3 separate regions of the Homo sapiens genome follow, and all the other regions are linked to region 3. The links are chromatin loops, found by intact Hi-C in ENCODE. Cell type or tissue: IMR-90. All regions are shown on one strand. Links, peaks and the distances in the headings refer to the core of each region. The heading gives the core; the rest is flanking DNA.

Region 1 (6,151 bases), core at 583-5,582, 240 kb before region 3:
ATTCATTATATAAACATTTCATAAGAATAGATAAAAACACAAGAATACATAAAAACACAACATAATCCTTACATTACCCTCCTAAGAGAATCAGGAAAAAAACACACTCCATTTTTATGAAATTTAATAATAATTTATGAAATTAGTATTGGAAAATGTTTACATGTGAATTTAAATCTCAATAGCGTGATTTCAGTATTTGCTGAATGGATCAATCCTTATCCTTATTCTAACTACTTGAGGCAGAACAGGGTCACCTTGGCCAAGCCCCACGGCCCCCGCCACTGGGTACCACTGAGACTCCCAAAGTGCACACATTGGACCCCAGAAACCCAGCCCCTCCCCTACCGCCCTCATCAAGGAATTGGATTCTGTAAAGGATGGCAGAGTTTGGGTCACAAGCTTGGGCTTTAATTGTGTTCAGGAAGGCCAGATTTCTAAAGTTTGAAAAATCCCAATCAAAGTTAGCATTCTCTCCCCACCAGAAAAGCAGAAGAAATGTCTACTAACCTGGGATGTTAAAACCTAAGTATAGAGAACAAATTTATAAATATTACAAGCATGCATATTTACAGTGTATAACATCTAACAAGATTACAGCTATCTCAGATACCCTGATAGAAAGGCAAGTTTCCATTTCTCAAAACTTTGGAAGTATTTTCTCAAGCCCATTGGGCATACAGTAGATACATCCTTAAAACTATGTCACAGTAACAAACTTACAATAACACCCTATAAATAATAACATATAATGATTTACCATGTTATGTAATTCTAGTTTGAATAAAAATACCTGTGCAAACATCAGTTTATTTCATGGACATTTGAGAATGTCATCTGTTGTGCTCATCTGATTTGTCAGAGTTCAAAGGACACTATTCTGGTAAATGATACTAAGTTAATTATAATCCTAGGTTTGGGTTACAAGATGTTTAAAAATGAGATTGGCTCAATTAGAGACACACCTACTGAAACAATCTGAGAAGCTATAGAAACTGCTTTAAAAAATATAGCACACTACAGGTGACTTTTCTCATCCTTGGTCTTTGAAGATTCATAATCAATGCATCAGATGAAACAACTGAAAGGGAGATTATTGATCGGGTTAGGGTATTCCTGATTTTCTTGATTTTGAGGGATCTATGGGATATATTTCCGCCAGACACCAGTCATATCCTGAGTGCACCCTCAGGACCTTTCTGCATTTCCTGAATCTCCATTACAGTAAATATTTCATTGCTTATACCACAGTTATTGATATATCTGTTTCTCCAAGTACTACATGAAGTCCTTAAAAAATTGTGTCTTTGTTATCTCAGAATCCCTGCGGTGCTTTGTGCATACAGATTGTTCATTAAATATTTATTTGATTAATATGTAGAGAAATCTCTGAGGAGTTTTTAGCTGGAAGTGGCATGAAAAGAATTTTTCCTCTTTTCATTTCTGAAATTCCAGTTTTGCTCTTCATGGTTAGATATGAAAAGGCTAAGTTTACTGGATGTTGGAAATTAATTTGTGAACTATTTTACTTTTGCTTTTTCCTGCCTAGGAATAACATTTCCCTTCAGTTCAAATCTGCACTAAGGTATTTTAGGTTGGACAGAAGATATATTAATTTCTTTCTTTTTAAAAACTTTTAAGTTCAGGGGTACATATGCAGGTTTGTTATATAGGTAAACTTGTGTCATGGGAGTTTGTTGTACAGAGGATTTAATCACCCAAGTATTAAGCCCAGTACCCATTAGTTATTGTTCCTGATCGTCTCCCTCCTCCTACCCTCTACCCTACAATAGGCCCCAGTGTGTGTTGTGCCTCTCTGTGGGTCCATGTATTCTCATCATTTAGCTTCCACTTAAAGTGAGAGCATGCAGTATTTGGTTTTCTGTTCCTGCATTAGTTTGCTAAGGATGATGGCCTCCAGCTCCAACCATGTTCCTGCAAAAGACAGGATCTCATTCTTTTTTATGGCTGCATAGTATTCCATGGGAAAACACATTAATTTCAAGTGGACACCTTTATATTTCCTTTAGATCAAGGAAGTTCTAGAAAACAGACTGTCTTGGATCCTGAAAACATACTTCTCCACCATCTTGACTTCCTCTTATTTTTCCCTAGATAGACACAAAACCAGTTTTGAGGCTTCGTTGTTTTGATAAGTATTTCTGACTGTTTTTGGGACACTTCTAAGAATTACCTAGAAGTTATGGTATGCACATACATATATCTAAAATTGTGCTTATAATTTCAGAGGTAAATGGACTTCTGGAAGTCCATATATAGAACATAAACCTGAACAAGCACATTCCTAACACCTCAGAAATCTACTGCCACATAAAAGCCCAACAAAAATATTGTACATACATTCACTAAAAGACATATACTAAAATGTTCAGAGCAGTGCTATTCACCATAGCCCACCACCAACAGAATGAACAATACATCATGTAGTCCCATAATGGAATGAGAGAAAACAATTCACACCTGCATGCAACAATGTGGATAAATCTCACAAACCGAATGCTGAATGAGAGAAGCTGGATACAAAAGGTATACACCAGATGATTTCACTGATATAAAGCATAAAAACAGATTACTATACCCTTGGAAGGCAGGATAGTGGGGAGTGGCTAGAAGGAAACATGAGGTAGGCTTCTGGGGTGGTGGTGACATTCTGTTTCTTGATCTAAATGCTGTTTATATGACTGCATTTGTGAAAATGTACTGACCTAAATGATGTGTGCACTTTTTTTTACATGTATATTCTATGTATATATATTCTTTAATGAAAACTCAGAAGAAAAAGCTTGATTTAGAACTTCTTATCAAAAAAAATTTAAGAAAGTACTTACCAACCCTCTCTTATACAGATGAGTCATACAAAAAAGTAAAGGAAACCTTGGAATTTTGAAGTTTATAAAAACATTTGAGTAGCACTTACTCATATGTAATCCTGATCTACAGCCCAACATGCAGCAATTTTCCTTTAGGAATGACTCGAAGGAAAAAAGAGAATGCATATATGCTTGTATGCATGAAAGACACCCAGAAAAAAAATGTTACCACCACCGACCTCCACAGAGGGGAGTCTTCAGCAGGAGGTTACCTGGCTAGACAGTGAGCCTAGCAGAGCATGCAGCATTTTTAGTAATATTCATTCCTTCAGCGATTCTGGAAATGTCTAAGAATACTGATTGCAAATGTCAACTATCTACTACTACGTAAAACACCACCAACACCCTCAAAAGTATGTAAACACAGGAAAAATCAAAACAAAAAAAGTATTGAAGTCCATATGTTATTAAATGTTTTACAGCTATTTTATTTAAATACTAGCTGTACCTGCCAAAGCATATATTTTCCTAGCAGATCATGGAATAAAATATTAATGTATCCTATTTATTCACATATTTCATTGCAAATATAACATGATCACATTCTTCCTAGATTTAACCCTTAGGAAGCCCAATGATTTGAGTCTTAACAACACACAGTTGTCAATAGACAACCAGAGGCTTCTGGAGGTACAAGCTGAATGTCAAGTCTCAGAAATTTTCACAAATACGTTTAGGCAATGTATTAAATTCAGAATAAGTGAAGCACATTTAATGATACATGTTGCAGAATCTCTACAGTTGACTTTTTAAGTTAAGGTAATGAACAGTCAGAAAAATGCATACAGTTTTATAGGTAGTCGTTACCCACTTGTCACCTGTCAGTGTCAGCACTGATAAATCAGCAGGTGGGGCTTCTCAAGGTCAGAGGGATGCCCATGCCTCCTCTGTTGGCTGGCCCAAAATGATGAAAGGCACATCCGGTGGAACCGTTTTACATATACACAAGTATTTTATAGAGTCAGAAGGTTTGTGTTGGGGGAAGAAGGGAAGAGCAACAGTTGTCCAGGGTGGTTCAAGGAATCTTCCCAGAGGAGGTGGGATTTGAACAGGGTCTTTAGGATGAACAGGGCTTGATAGTGAGAGAGCAGATGGAATTGCAGGCTGGAGCCAAAGTCACACAGACGGGAGTTTAAGGCATTGTGAGTCCCCTAGTCTGGCTGTAGCCTACAGCTGGAGTTGGGAGGAGGTGAGAGAAAGTGTAGGAAGACAGTATATGTGATGATAAAAATTCACCATTGTTAAGAATAGATACAGAGAATCAGATTATCAATTGTAGTAAAGGCATATACTCAGGTATAGGTTTCTACCTTTTCCTATTTTTCCATTACATATAATGCATGCTTATTGGAAAGTATAAAAAAGTTTAATCTTCCAAAACCAACCAGTCAAAGATAATTGTGTTAATATTTTGGAATATTAATATTCAGCCCCTGTTTCTAAGTGTGGGTTTTGTTTTATTTTTAACTGAAGTGTAATCATACTTTATATAAAATTTTGTATCTTTCCTTTTTACATAATGCTAAATCATAAGCAATTTTACATGTTGCTATAAACTCTTTGTAACCATCAAAATTCCTTTAAATGTATACAGCATAATTTAACATTTTTTTTGTCAATGTGCCTTTAAGTTTTTAATGATTTGCTAGTAGTATTAATATGCTATAAACTTAGGCCAAAAGTTCCCCTTACCCACTCATATTTGGAATTATCTTCTCAGAATCAATTCCCTGAAGTAGAAAACCCAGGCCAGGGATTATGGTTCCAAATGCACATTGTCAAATTGTGAAGCTTGCATTGAAGGTAACTTTGGATGAGATATTTCTTCTGAATAAACTCTTAGAAAAGTGGTCTATCTTTGGCCACTTGAACATAGCCAGTGTCTTTATTAAGACTAATACATATTAATGTGGAAGAAATAGATCAATTAAGACAAAAATGTCCAACAGAAAAACACAAATAGATTCTCTTAATATTTAAATGCATGCTATGTAAACTGCCTTAGGCCATTATTTTAATAGCATAGTAACTCCCAGTTGGGAAAGGTAAAATAATTACCATGAAAAAAAGGTCTTTGTCCTACACTTTGAATTAAAAATAATGCACTCGATTGACTTTTGTATAGTCCTCTGCATGTGAGCGTATTTATCTGTATTGATTGAAAATTGTAAAAGACTTTTTTCTACCTCAAACAATCTAGTAGGCAAAAGCTACAATAAACATAATTTTAGTACAAATACAGGACAAGAATATACAAACAAATAATTCTGATAACCTTTAAGGACTCAGAAACCTGAGGGCAGTAGTATATTTGATCTAGGTTTGGCAAAATTCCTGGAATAGCAAAAACCTATTGATGTTTTCAAGAAACCTTTTAAGCCTTTGCAAGGCTCATCAAAACAAACATGATCAAAGTCCTAAAAGCATACCATATAAAATATGGAAGCAAATCAGAAAAGTAGCATACTACATAAAATATCAAGTTCATTTCAGATCAGGTTCATAAACCAGGTTCCCTAAACATAGTTTTGTTTTCTTTTATCATCAAGTTGCCCTAGTACAGATGATGGTTTCAATTAGATATGCCAACAGTATTCTAAAAGGCCAAAGAAATAAGTAGCATGATATATTAAGTTCTAAAATTTGATTTCACTCATATTTTCCTCCCTTCCCCTTTCTGTATTTTTCTAATTTCCAAGAATGTGTATAAGAAGAAAAAAAAACCCACAATAATGAGCTGATGGAGGCTCACGCATACTTTAGAAACCTGGCATTTCTACCTGGAGGTCACAGTTTTTTTATTCAAAGTAACTTGAAAGGTTTAGACATACTTGCAACATCTGCAAGTACAATGAGAAGGAATCAAATGTTCTTGTGTTCTTTTATTGACTAGGAACTTAAACTGTGGACATAATTTTTTTTGGAAGTACGACGAGGATTGTAGCTCACCCTCAGGACAGATTTTCACAGTATCTCTTCGAGAAAGGGGAAATGTTCAGCTGAAGATGACACAGCTACAACAGCCCCTTGATTAAAGCTTTCAGTCAGACTGGGGTTAATCACTCTAAGATCAGCCTGTTTTGAGAGAAATCTCCAAGTATCTCAATCCCATCTGCTTCCCTTATGTGAGGCTCCAGATTCTGGAAGTGTTGGGTTTTGCAGCCATGAAACAGAAACAGCCGAAGTGTGGGAAGGTAGTCAGTCATGACTCGCTGTGCTAGGACACAGGCTCACCCTGGGCACTTGCCCAAGATAATAAG
Region 2 (6,151 bases), core at 675-5,674, 73 kb before region 3:
ACAGATGTGGGCCACTGCTTCCAGCCAGGAATAGGGTTTTAAAGTTAAGTTTATTTTATTTTTTTAGAGATGGCGGTCTTGCTATGTTGTCTGGGCTAGAGGACAGTGGCCATATACAGGCATGATTATAGTGAACCAAAGCCTCAAACTCCTAACCTCAAGCAATCCTCCTGCATCAGACTCTCACGAAGCTGGGACTACAGGTACATGCCACCACATCCAGCTAATTTTGAAAATTTTTTGTAGAGATAAGGTCTCTCTATATTTCCCAGGCTGGTCTCGAACTTCTGGCCTCAAGCAGTCTTCCCACTTTGGCCTCCCAAAGCTCTGAGTCAATTCTTAATTACCACCTGGCCTATAAATAAGTGTTAAAACCATTCTTTTTTCCTTCAGGAGACGTAGACACCAGAGAAATTTATGAAATCTATGACATTTTAAATGGCTCTCCATTCACCGAACACATCCTTTCATGAATGCTCATTCATTTTATTTATTCACTCAGTAAACTATACTGCTTTACTACTATACATTAGGCACCTTAATCTGGAAGTATAAAGATGAGCAAAATGCCAACAGTATCCACGAGGAGCTCACAATCTAGTGGCAAATGGAATCAACCAAAATTAGAATATAGTATAATAAGGACTGTAATACGAGTACCAACAAGGTTCAGGGCTGGACCTTGTTTTACTACACACGGTAGTTGAATATGGAAACTATCAAAGTCAGGCATCCAGGCAATAGCAAAGGTTCTGGATTCCAGGTGCTGTCCACCTGCATTATGCAATGTGGACATCTGCTGTGCTCTTAAATTTTAATTCAGTCAACTCTGGATTATCTAGGAACTAATTAGCCAGTTCCTGAGTTAGGTGGAGCACAAAATAAGAACACAAAGGCATTTGTGGGAAAGAACACACAATAACCATAAATCAGTAAGAAACATTGTCCCCTCGATGACTTCCGTTGCTTGGCTATCTGACAGTCAATATTTGCAAACCCTTTACCGTGGAGAGTGCCCACCGCCTTCATCAATCAGCTGAGTAGACCCCTTAGTGGCAACTTCTGCCACAGCTTCTGGGGACCTCTTGGGACAGCAGATTCCAACACCCAACACACATGAGGGGTGCAGGAAGAAGAAGTGGAGAGAAAGGGGGAGGGAGGCAGAACTGCTCTCTGCCCAGTGCCTTCCCATAATTATAAAGAAAAAGCTTGGCCAAGAAATGGACCACATTAGCAGACTATGATAACACTGTCATCTTATAGGAATGTATATAATGCTCAACTACCTCAATATGTTTTTTAAATTTTCAGACGTCTTTGGAAAATCAGTAAATGTATTTCAAAACATTGAGTGTAATGTTCACTTAATATATATGCATTAGAATGACTTTAAGGTTCAGTTTGACTCTTTTTAACAGTAATTTAGCATTGCAAAGAGCTGCTCATCTCCTCCAGTGAAGAACTGTCAAATCTGAGATAATGCATGTGAGCTTTATCAATTATAAAAGGCTACAGAAGGTATTTCTAGTACCACCGTCGTCATCATCATTATTAGCCACCAAGACATTTTTTAAAAAGTATCTCAAGAAAGCAATAAGTAAAGTGCTTAAAAACATATACTAAAATTTTTCCATGCCTTTTAGAGGTTTTATGGATAGGTGTGCATTGTGTTTTTTCTCTATAACAACAGTTAAGATCTTAAATACTATGTACTCTACAATCTCAATCTTTTTATAACACTATTAGCTTTTCAAAGGGCCTTGACACTTACTGAAAATTTTGATCATTGCAGCCCTGTTAGATAAAACAGGTATTAAGAATTCCATTTTGGCTGGGAACAGTGGCTCACGCCTGTAATCCCAGCATTTTGGGAAGCCAAGGCGGGCAGATCACCTGAGGTCAAGAGTTCAAGACCAGCCTGACCAACATGGCAAAACCCCATCTCTACTAAAAATACAAAATTAGCCGGGTGTGGTGGCACATGCCTGTAATCCCAGCTACTCGGGAGGCTGAGGCAGGAGAAACACTTGAACCCGGGAGGTGGAGGTTGTGGTGAGCTGAGGTTGCACCATTGCACTCCAGCCTGGGCAACAAGAGCAAAACTCCGTCACAAAAAAAAAAAAAATAGAATCTCATTTTACACACATTTAGACACAGAAGTTAGGTGACTATTAGTATGCTAAAATCATGTATTTATAATGTCAGTGATGACATGGATATAGCAAAAGTCTTTGAAACTCAAGATGTTTACCACTTATGTTATTATTTTAATTATATGATTATTAACCACTTAGAATACTGAAATGTTTACTCTTTCCTAATTACAAGTTTTTCCAACAATGTCAACAAAATTCAGAAAGGTGTTGAAAATGCACTCAATCTGCAAGTATTTACTGAGTATGAAGACTATACTTTCAGGGATCTTTTTTTTTTTTTTTTTAAGAGTTTCGCTCTGTTGCCCAGGCTGGAGTGCAGTGGCACGATCTCGGCGCACTGCAAGCTCTGCTTCCTGGGTTCAAGCCATTCTCCTGCCTCAGCCTCCTGAGTAGCTGGGACTACAGGGGCCTGCCACCATGCCCGGCTAATTTTTTGTATTTTTAGTGGAGATGGGGTTTCAATGTGTTAGCCAAGATGGTCTCGATCTCCAGACCTCATGATCCGCCTGCCTCAGCTTCCCAAAGTGCTGGGATTACAGGCGTGAGCCACCGCTCCAGGCTCAGGAATCATTTCTATAGTTCGTTACTGAGTATCATCTGTATGACAGGCGAATAAAGTACTCGGGTGATATAAAGATCATGGTCCCTGCACACACAAAGTTAAAAATGGGTAAGAGAGATACAGAGATACGTACATCTACAGCAAGTATCAAGGTGAAATGTGGTAAGTAGCACAATGGAAATGGGAAAGAAGAGAATGGGAATCCAGGAGAGAAAGAGACTTCACGTACAGATGAAATTTCTAAAAAGACTTCATGAAGGCATTACTGTAAAATCTCCTTAAACTCAGTTTCTTCTCATTTCTTTTTTTATGACTACAGCACCAACATTGTTTGGTCATTTCATCCGAAAACTTTGGTGCATCACTGTGGCCCCTCTCCCTAGAGATCTGCTCTCCTAACTCCTCTCCCTGTGAGTTTCCTACTCACACACCCACTCCCACCACACACACACACACACACTCACACATACACACAAGCACATACACACACACAGATACCCATATACATACCCACATAAACATGCCTACAGAGATACATACATACACACACGCAAGCACCTCCTCAAGGCAATCAACTGCCCAAGTTCTCTCTCGGCTGAGGCTCTTGACTTTGTCAGTATTCAGGGTGACTCTCAGAAAAAAACCCCTTTGAAGGAGCCTGAGATCCCAGGGACCATTGCAGTTTTTCACTCACAGCTGAGATTGATCATCAGTCAGACAGGGCACACCAAGACCCCTGTGATCCTTTGGAAACATGGCCTGCACAGCCGCCACTAGGGAGCAGAGCACGTGGAGTCTGTGAATTCCTGGCATAATGCCTCCTTGTTTAGCAGTCATACCCGCTTGCTTTTATGTCTCTGTGAAAGAATGAAGAGGAAACTGCTCCCTCAAGATCCCAAATGAGATAAGAAAGTTGTGACTGGAGGTCACTGCAGACCACAATTTTGCCCTTAAGCAAAGCAATAAAAAGGTCCAAATACTTCCACCTCCCCGACCACTCTGTCCTCACTCTGTCCTCGGCCGATGGATGAATAAGATGCCACATCTGAGGCTCAGGGCTATTCAGAGAGTTGAAAAACCCCATCATTAGGCAGAGGGCCAGACCAGGCCTGCTAATATCTAAAGAATGTTTAGCCCTGCATTTGTAAGTGAAGAGAGAGAGGAAAATTTTTTGAACAGATCTACAGTGTTGCAATTTGTCTTGTTACAATTAAAATGCAATGTGAAATCGAAGTACAGCCTTGTCCAATTTTAACAGCCCCTTTTCAAAAACCTCTGACTGTTCCTGAGCATCTAACCTCAGTAGAGGATCATCAGGCTTGGCAAAGGCTCTCCACCACACACCCTCAGCCTCAGGTCACCAGACCCCAGCCAAACGGGGATGCTTATTGGATCCCAAACAGCACATAAAATAGAAGTCTACCATAATTGTCCCTCTGAAATACACTTGCCCTACTAGCATTAAGTTAAAAAATAATTTCATTTGGCTCCTTAAAATTTAGAACAACTTCTGGGATGACTCAGATAACCGAGGCTTCTTTAAAATGCTTTCCGGATGGGTTTCAACTGATGGCTTTTTTTCCTCTGTGTAATTTTCACCATAGTAAGCAAAGGCTCTCAAAAATCATTTCGTAGTACTTAGTGCTACACTCAAATTTGAGATGACTCTGTTAAAAAATTGCCACTGTTGCCCCTAAATAGTAGGAGAGCCCACGGAGGGCTTTGGGTTGAAAGAGTTAGAGAAGGGGACTCTCTTGAGTCAGGTCCTTCTGACAGTCTTCTCTTAGCTCTCTCTATTCCTGGGTAACTAGAGGGAGACCCTTCGAAGAGAAAGAACATGGAAAAAAGGAAGCACACTGAGCATGGCGGGAGGGGAAGCGACTAAGAACTTTACCTGGAACAGTGATTCTCTGCCTTTTATCCCTCCCAGCCCACCTAAGGCACAGCATGCACAGCCAGGACTAGCAACACATGGAACACATTTTTAACAGGGAAGGTTTGACAAAGACTTTCTCCAACTGAATCAGCTGGTTAGGAAGCTCTAGCTTTAAGAAAGAAGTAGTTTATGAGTTAATGATGAGTTTATGAGTTATTTATTAGTTATTTGTATATCTTATCCCAGCTATTCATGGAACACCCCTTGCATCTTGCCACCTCCCCAGGTGTTCACCAGTACCTGCTGCTGGTGCCCACCCTGGTGACAACTTGAAGAACCCACAGAATAAGTAGGTGAAGGTGTGAAGTCGGGGACTTGAATTTAGAGGAGTACAGCTGGCCCTCCATATCTGTGGGTTCTGCGTCTGAAGAATCAACCAACCACAAATTGAAAATATTTTGAATAAATAAATAAAAAACAATACAATACAAAATAGTACAAATTTTAAAACTACACTGTATAACAACTATTTGCATCCTGTTTACATTGTATTAAGTAATCTACAGAGGGTATGTGTAGGTTATATATTAGGTGTTGTATTAGGTTGTGTGTGTGTGTAGGTAGGTAGGTTATGTAACACAAATACTACACCATTTTATATCAGGGTCTCGAGCGTCTGCAGATTTTGGTATCCAAGCGGGGTCCTGGAACAAATCCTCCCATGGGTACCCCAGGACGACTGTACATAAATGCAGCATTGGAAATTTAAGAATGTTTATCAGAAGTCCTGTTGTTGGCATGGTGGCTCATACCTGTAATTCCAGTACTTTGGGAGGCCAAGGCAGGAAGATCGCTTGAGGCCAGGAGTTAGAGACCAGCCTGGCCAATAAAGCAAGACCTCATCTCTGCTAAAAATTAAAACTCCTAGGTTCAAATGATCCACCCTCCTTGGCCTCCCAAAGTGCTGGGATTACAGGTGTGAGTCACCACACCCTGCCCTCGTGAGCCACCATGCCTGGCCCTTCCCTGTCTTATTCTTCTGACTGAAGTGTCTGTTTCTGGCTTCTGGCTGGAGGCTACACTTCCCAGCCTGCCAGAAGGGCCACCTAGCAGGCTACAACTCTTTTTGAGAAGTAAAATTTTCCTTTCTAAATTTATGAATATTGTTATTCTTCAGTTGACACTTCCTTTGAATAAAGTCTGCCTTACCATCAATAACAAAAATTATTGTTAAATAACTTTTATTTAACAATACTATATTCAAATAGTACTAAAATACTGTTGAGTTTCAATGCACAATTGAGTGACAAGCCTTCTCATTTCTTCCCTAAGATGTCTTTGGTTGTTAGAAGAATGTACCCTATGAATGAATAGCCTCAATTTCAATAGATGTTATGAATATGAAAGAAGTGAAATGTTTTTAATGTGTAAAGATACACAGTAAATAGATGTAAATATAAATTCAGTGGAGGGCAATTTGATGGTGTATATCAAAATTACAATATTTTAATACAATAATTGCAGTTATAAGACTTCTGCAGATATTCTTGCACATGT
Region 3 (6,151 bases), core at 680-5,679:
CTTTTCTCCAAATATAAAATGGGTATGATAACTTTCCTTGTGGCCAGAGGTGTCTGTGCAGCTCTTGTGAGGAAAAAACTTGTGTAATAGTGATGGCAGCAGTGGCCTATCTGGAAAGGCTGCTGAAAAGACACTAGCTGCAGCCAGGGCTGTGCGCTCCATGGAGCCGGGGGAGCCGGGAACAGACGGGATCCACACCCCCTTCCCAGTTGAAGGGGCGGGAACCTTGCCCTCCCGGACACAGCTGCAGCCACCCAGCTGCAGGACCTGGGCATCCCTGTGCTTCTGGAGGCCCAGGAAGTCCCCCTGTCCGCACAGGCACAGAAGTGCCTGCCCGCGTTGCCTGGCCTCTCCCTGCTCCCAGCACCCGCTCCAATTTCAAAGCAAAGTTGTGACCAAGCCCAGGTGCTGTCACAACCGGGCTGGGTGTGCACATGCTCAGGACAGTGCTGACACGCCAGCCCCCTGCCTCCTCGGCCCCCTCCAGACTTTGGGCACCAACAAGCATGAGAGAGTGGCCAAGGGGGCACTGTGGGCAGCTCGGCACGGGCCTGGAGGCATCCCTCAGCTCGAACAGCCTGGGCACCATGAACAGTGGCAGGGGGCAGACAGGCTCCTGGGCAGAAAGGAGCTAGTCCCCCATAAAACCCCACCTGAAGCCTGGGGACCAGGCTGCCAGTTCCACGGACTGGAGTGAAAACTTACAGTACTTTTTCCAAGCCCACACATGGCTGCTCATGGACCAATCAGCACATAGGTCCTCCTCTCTGAAGCCCATAAAATCCCGGACTTGGACAGATGGCAGGACGACCTCCCTGCAGAGCGGAGCTACCCACCATGAGTCTCCTCTCCAGTGAGAGCTGTACACTCTGTACAACCTGCCTGTGGATAGGAGCTACCCACTCCAGGTACTCCAGGTCTCCTCTCCACTGAGGACTGCAGAGACATCAGAAAGACCTGCCTGCAGATAGGAGCTACCCACACCAGGTCTCCTCTCTGCTGATGGCTACAGAGACATTCGGACAGCCTGCCTGCAGAAAGGAGCTACTCACTTTGGGTCTCCTGAGAGCTGAACTGCTGCTCAATAAAGCACCTCTTCACCTTGCTCACCCTGCAGTTATCTGCATACCTCATTCTTCCTGGATGTGGGACAAGAACTTGGGACCTGCTGAATGCTGGGACTGAAAGAGCTGTAACACAAACAGGCCCAAAACACACCCTCCACCCCTGCTTGCCACATTGTGGGCAACAAGGAGAGAAGAGCTGCAGCTCTTTGGGAAGCCCAGATCTAGGAGTTCCCCAAGCCACGGCTGTGACACCCTCTTTGGGGCTCTGTGGTTCCTGGTATCTCCAAGCTTCAGGTGCCACTGCATTCCCGGGTGTCCACAGTGGAAGCCGCTTGCAGTACACCTGGTCCAACCACAGCCTAGCAGGAAGCCAGCACTCATGCCGGCACCTGGAACTGCCCACCCCACCGCAGCTAGCATGCCTGGCTGTGTGCAGTGGCTGGACCCCGTGCTCGCTCACACACCCCTCACCGCCCTGTGCCTAGCTTGCCCTTGGCAGCCATGGGATCGGAGCCAGTAGCGAAAGCCAAGTGAAGCCTGCGAGGCCAAGAGAGCAGAAAGAGCCCAGCGGCCCAAGCAAAACTCGGGCAAAGGTGCCGACAGCCACAGAGGTTCCTGGCTGGTGAAGTGACAACCTAAGGATCCCATGACAACAATAATAGTAAAAGCCACATTATATGTTAAATTACTTGTGAACTATTGCAGGTTAGAAATAAAAGTACTCACTTATCTTGTTCTTTTTATATTTGTTACAATTTATTACAGGGGAAACTGAAAACCCATGGGTTCTAACAAAACAGACAATTCAGAATCTTAGAGGTTTAAGACAATAGTTTCTAACCTAGTCTTTTAAACCTATAACCTTAACAGTCTTAATATGACTCTATATGCAAATAAACGTAAATATATGTACATTATATATGTAAATATATGTAACTAATATATATGTAACATCTTTTAACAACAACAAAAATATAAGACAGATAAGAACATATTCCTAAATGTTCTATAATCTCTTCCTCTCCTTTTGAGCAAAGGGAACTCTTTTTTTTTTTTTTTTTTTTTTTTTTTTGAGCTAGGTTCTCACTCTGTTGCCCTGGCTGGAGTGCAATGGTACAATTACAGCTCACTGCAGCCTCAACCTTTCGGGCTCAAGTGATCCTCTCACCTTATCCTCCCGAGTAGCTGGGACGAAAGGCCTGCACCACCATGCCTGGCTAATTTTTTAATTTTTATGTAGAGACAGCATTTCACTATGTTGCCCAGACTGGTCTCGAGTTCCTGGACTCAAGGGATTCACCAGCCTCTGCCTCCCAAAGTTCTGGGATTACAGGTGTAAGCCACTGTACCCAGCCATAGAGAGCTGTCTTGACAGCCTTCTATAAATTTATAGATGCACAATTTGCCTGCATCCAAATTCCTATTCTCATTACCATGTGATAACTTTGGTTGCTTCCATTAAGGAATGGAAATATATTAGTTTATTCACACATTTAACCATTATTTATTAAGCATTTCCTGCGGACCTAAACTGCTTGTACTAAACTGCTGGGCAAAGAATTGTTACTTTATTTGGAAATGTAAACTGTGAGGGTGGAAGGTAGGGACAGAGTGGAAGAGGAGATTAATGCACTATCTCTGAACTAAAATAGTTTGGAAGCAGATCTGAAAGTTCTGGAAACACACTGACACACTATGGCTCTTTCTGTTGGTCACAAGAGACATCTTTATGTCACTATTAATGCTAAACATTTCTAGAAGTAAATTGTCCAGCCAGTGAGGACAATTGCTGGAATGGAATAAGAGAAGAAAATGTCAGGGGAAATTTGGCATAGTCAAAATTCCAATCTAGGCTTAAAGAGGATGCTCTCTAAGCTCTCATTTACAACCTAGGAAAAATTTTAGTTTTGCAGTGAAAGTTGGCATAGCCACCAGTTGGACTAAATAACTTCCAATGTGCTTTCCAATAATAGGCTTGTATCAGGTTACACTCAGAGCACAGAATCACATTGAGAGAATTTAGTTACGTGATGTAATTGTTTAGTGGCATGAGAGCCTTCTCCACAATGTGGATATAATGACTCACTCGACTGAGAATTAGAGCATCCTTGCTTTTGCATGGGAATGTTTTGCTTCCTCTAGGGTGGCAGCAAAGGGGTAGAGCTGAAAAGAATAAAAGGTTGAGAACTACCTGTCTGTAGCTTGACAGTCTGACAATTTCACTGATCTCTGGCACCTCCAGCAGAGGGCAGGCTGGTATAGAGAAAAGAAGGAAAACATGAATTTCTTAATTTCCTTTACAGCCAGTCCTTGCTTTGCCCAGTAGTGCAGGACCATAAAAAGGACTGTGCATGCCTAAACCATGCAAAGCAATCTTCATAACTTTCCTGACCTTTAATAATTGTTGTCAAAACATTAAAACTTTGTATATGTATAAGGAAATGTCAAAACATTAAAACTTATACATGTATAAGGAAATGAAAAAATACTAAAACTAGCATGTTATTTAGCACATTGTAATTTAAAATATAAGAAACATTGGAATGAAAGTGTTTTATTTCTTTGTGAAAAATATATTAAGAGTACTTTGAATTATGCTTTCAGTCTTCTTGTTGCAGAACTCATGGTAGGAAACAAGCATCTTTCACATGTCTCAGCTGATTGTCATACTCCTTTGTGAATTTGGATCAGCTTCCAACATGTTACCCTTTGCATTTTGGATGTGGTGAAGTATCTCTAAGAGTGCCTTTACCGTGAAAGTTTTTTCCAGCATCGCTTCCTCTGGCACACCTTCATCCATTTCCTCACAGCCACTTTCGTCACTTACGTCATGAGTTCACCTGCACTAAGTTCCCCTGGCTGCATACCCAGAATCTCTCCAGTGGTAGCAGGGTCAACATTCCCAGGGTCAGCGATTTCCTCTATAACTTCATTATGTTCACTTCAAATTTCATTTGCAGTATTATCACTTTTTTTTTCTTTACTGCAATTTCGTCTTTGTTGGCAAACTGTCTTTTTCAGTTATTCATTTTTGTAAAATGTCATGTGGGTTTATCACTGAGCGATAAGAAGACCATACTACCATTGCTGTCCATCACTGAATTGAATAACAGATGCACCGTGACCCATCAGGAACAGACTGGAAGAAGTGATGTGATCAGTTGCTGATCATTGATGCATATCCGTTATTTACATAGTGACTTGTGAACTAAGAGCTAGCAGCAAAGTTGGCACTTTATGCAATTTCTCACAGTTAGTATGCCATGGTAACTGAAATTTGAATTGTGCCGTTGGGTGACTGCTGTTATTTAACTGAATGGTGGTAACTGAAATTGATACACAATGTAACCATTCGAGCAAGGACTACCTGTATTTTCCACATCCACCCTCACAAAGAATGTATGAAAAGTTTGCTGAAATTAAGCAAGAATTAGCTTCAAGACTGACAGCAAACTTATTTGGGATGAGCGTTGCCTTTCCTTTTCCCTAACAGAACTAACTTCATTTCTTTTTTCAACAAAACATATTGATGGGTCATTTGGTAGGTGGACTCACTTAGCACTCAGGGATGACTTTGATGAAATACAAGAATATATATTTCTCTGAATAAGAAAAATAAGATGTTTGAGTTTTTGAAATAGTGAGGGGCTGAGGAACTGAGAGGAGCTGAAATAGCTGAAAGCAAGTTGTGAGGAGAGATGGTCCCACAAGACGAGAGGCTAGGACTCCAGGAGAAAAGATGGCTTAGGGTGGTGGTGGTAGTAGATGTATTGTTTTATCCATCTACTGTTTTTTAAATACCCTTAACTATTTTCCAATTAATTTTTATTTTATGACATCATTATACCTGCAAAGGTTTAAAAACATAGTGCTAAATGGCTACAAAAAAAAGAGAGAGAGAGAGAAACAACAAATCTCTTTATCAGCTGTCTTTTTGTCCCATCTCTGACTGCAGCTATCAATTACAGGTTGAGCATACCTAATCTGAAAATCCAAAGTGCAAAATGTTCCAAAATCTGAAACTTGCTGAACACCAACATGATGCCACAGACGGAAAGTTCCATACCTGACCTCATGCGATGGGTCCCAGTCAAAACACAGGTGGACAACACTAGTTTATTCAGCATTCCCAAGGGAAAAATGAAATTACCTTCAGCCTATATGTATAAGGTGAATATGAAACATAAATAAATTTTGTGTTTAGACTTGGGTCCCATCCCTAGGGTTTTTCATATTATATATATGTACAAATACTTCGAAATCAAAAAAATCTGAAGTCCAAAACACTTCTGATCCCAAGCCTTTCAGATAAGGAATACTCAACCTGTATCAATTATTTTGGCTGTTTTTCCCAGGATTTATTTCCATATTTCCCAATGATATATGTATACTGCTATTTCTTAATTTATCTTTTTTGTCATTATTTCGTGAGAAACTATTAAAATAGTTGATGATTTAACTCTCTTAAACCAAGCCACACATGTGCTTGCACACTCCTCTTGCTACTATCCTCCCCCTACAGTTAAAGCAATTATAGTATTATGACAATTTAAATATCAACAAAAACCAAGTTTTTGTTTTCCTTAGAGTTACTAGCAACCATAGTTTTAATTTAATTATCTATCACTAAATCCTGTTGGCAATTTTTCTTTTTTTTTTTTCACTCTGTCGCCCAGGCTGGACTGCAGTGGCACAATTATTGCTCATTGCAGCCTCTACCACCCAGGCTCAGGTGATCCTCCCACCTCATCCTCCCGAATAGCTGGGACTACAGGTGCACTATGCCCAGCTAATTTTTTGTAGAGACAGGGTTTCACCATGTTTCCCAGGCTGGTCTTGAACTCCTGGACTCAAGCAATCTACTCACCTCGACCTCTAAAACTGCTGAGATACAGGTGTGAGCCACCACGCCTGGCTGGTCATTTTTCTAAATGGTTTTATCCTCCATGTATTCCCCACTCCCTAAGCACTCTGCTTCCCTCCTCCACAGTTCTTATATACTGGTTGGAGAATTGTCATAGTTAGTATAATGTGGATTTGTAAATTCCATTTTTCTGTGGAAACTTTAGAACTTTAAGCAAACA

What was found. Peaks named below come from ENCODE experiments on the same cell type or tissue, not always from the same donor. Only the 100,000 strongest peaks of a DNase experiment are listed, where the experiment ranks them.
Region 1: a loop joins it to region 3, with 2.4 times the contacts of the local background. A loop is called at or near these places in 4 of 110 quality-filtered maps.
Region 2: it touches region 3 in a loop (2.8-fold over the local background); 5 of 110 quality-filtered maps call a loop at or near these places.

The regions. Positions count from the first base shown.
Region 1 is chr2:172,944,438-172,950,588 of GRCh38, reverse strand. All of the region lies in intron 6 of RAPGEF4 (Rap guanine nucleotide exchange factor 4), which reads right to left. Among named protein-coding and RNA genes, the nearest start is that of MAP3K20, 130 kb to the left of the region's middle. In IMR-90, for the core only: no CTCF peak of the experiment used is centred there; a DNase peak (open chromatin) is centred at 2,928; H3K4me3 peaks cover 187 bases; H3K27ac peaks cover 392 bases.
Region 2 is chr2:172,780,803-172,786,953 of GRCh38, reverse strand. All of the region lies in intron 1 of RAPGEF4 (Rap guanine nucleotide exchange factor 4), which reads right to left. Among named protein-coding and RNA genes, the nearest start is that of RAPGEF4-AS1, 48 kb to the right of the region's middle. In IMR-90, for the core only: a CTCF peak has its summit at 3,492 (motif pointing right); a DNase peak (open chromatin) is centred at 3,803; H3K27ac peaks cover 1,019 bases.
Region 3 is chr2:172,707,854-172,714,004 of GRCh38, reverse strand. It overlaps a transcript of PDK1 not described here. Among named protein-coding and RNA genes, the nearest start is that of RAPGEF4, 25 kb to the left of the region's middle. RefSeq lists an enhancer at 369-926. In IMR-90, for the core only: a CTCF peak has its summit at 3,312 (motif pointing right); a DNase peak (open chromatin) is centred at 3,114.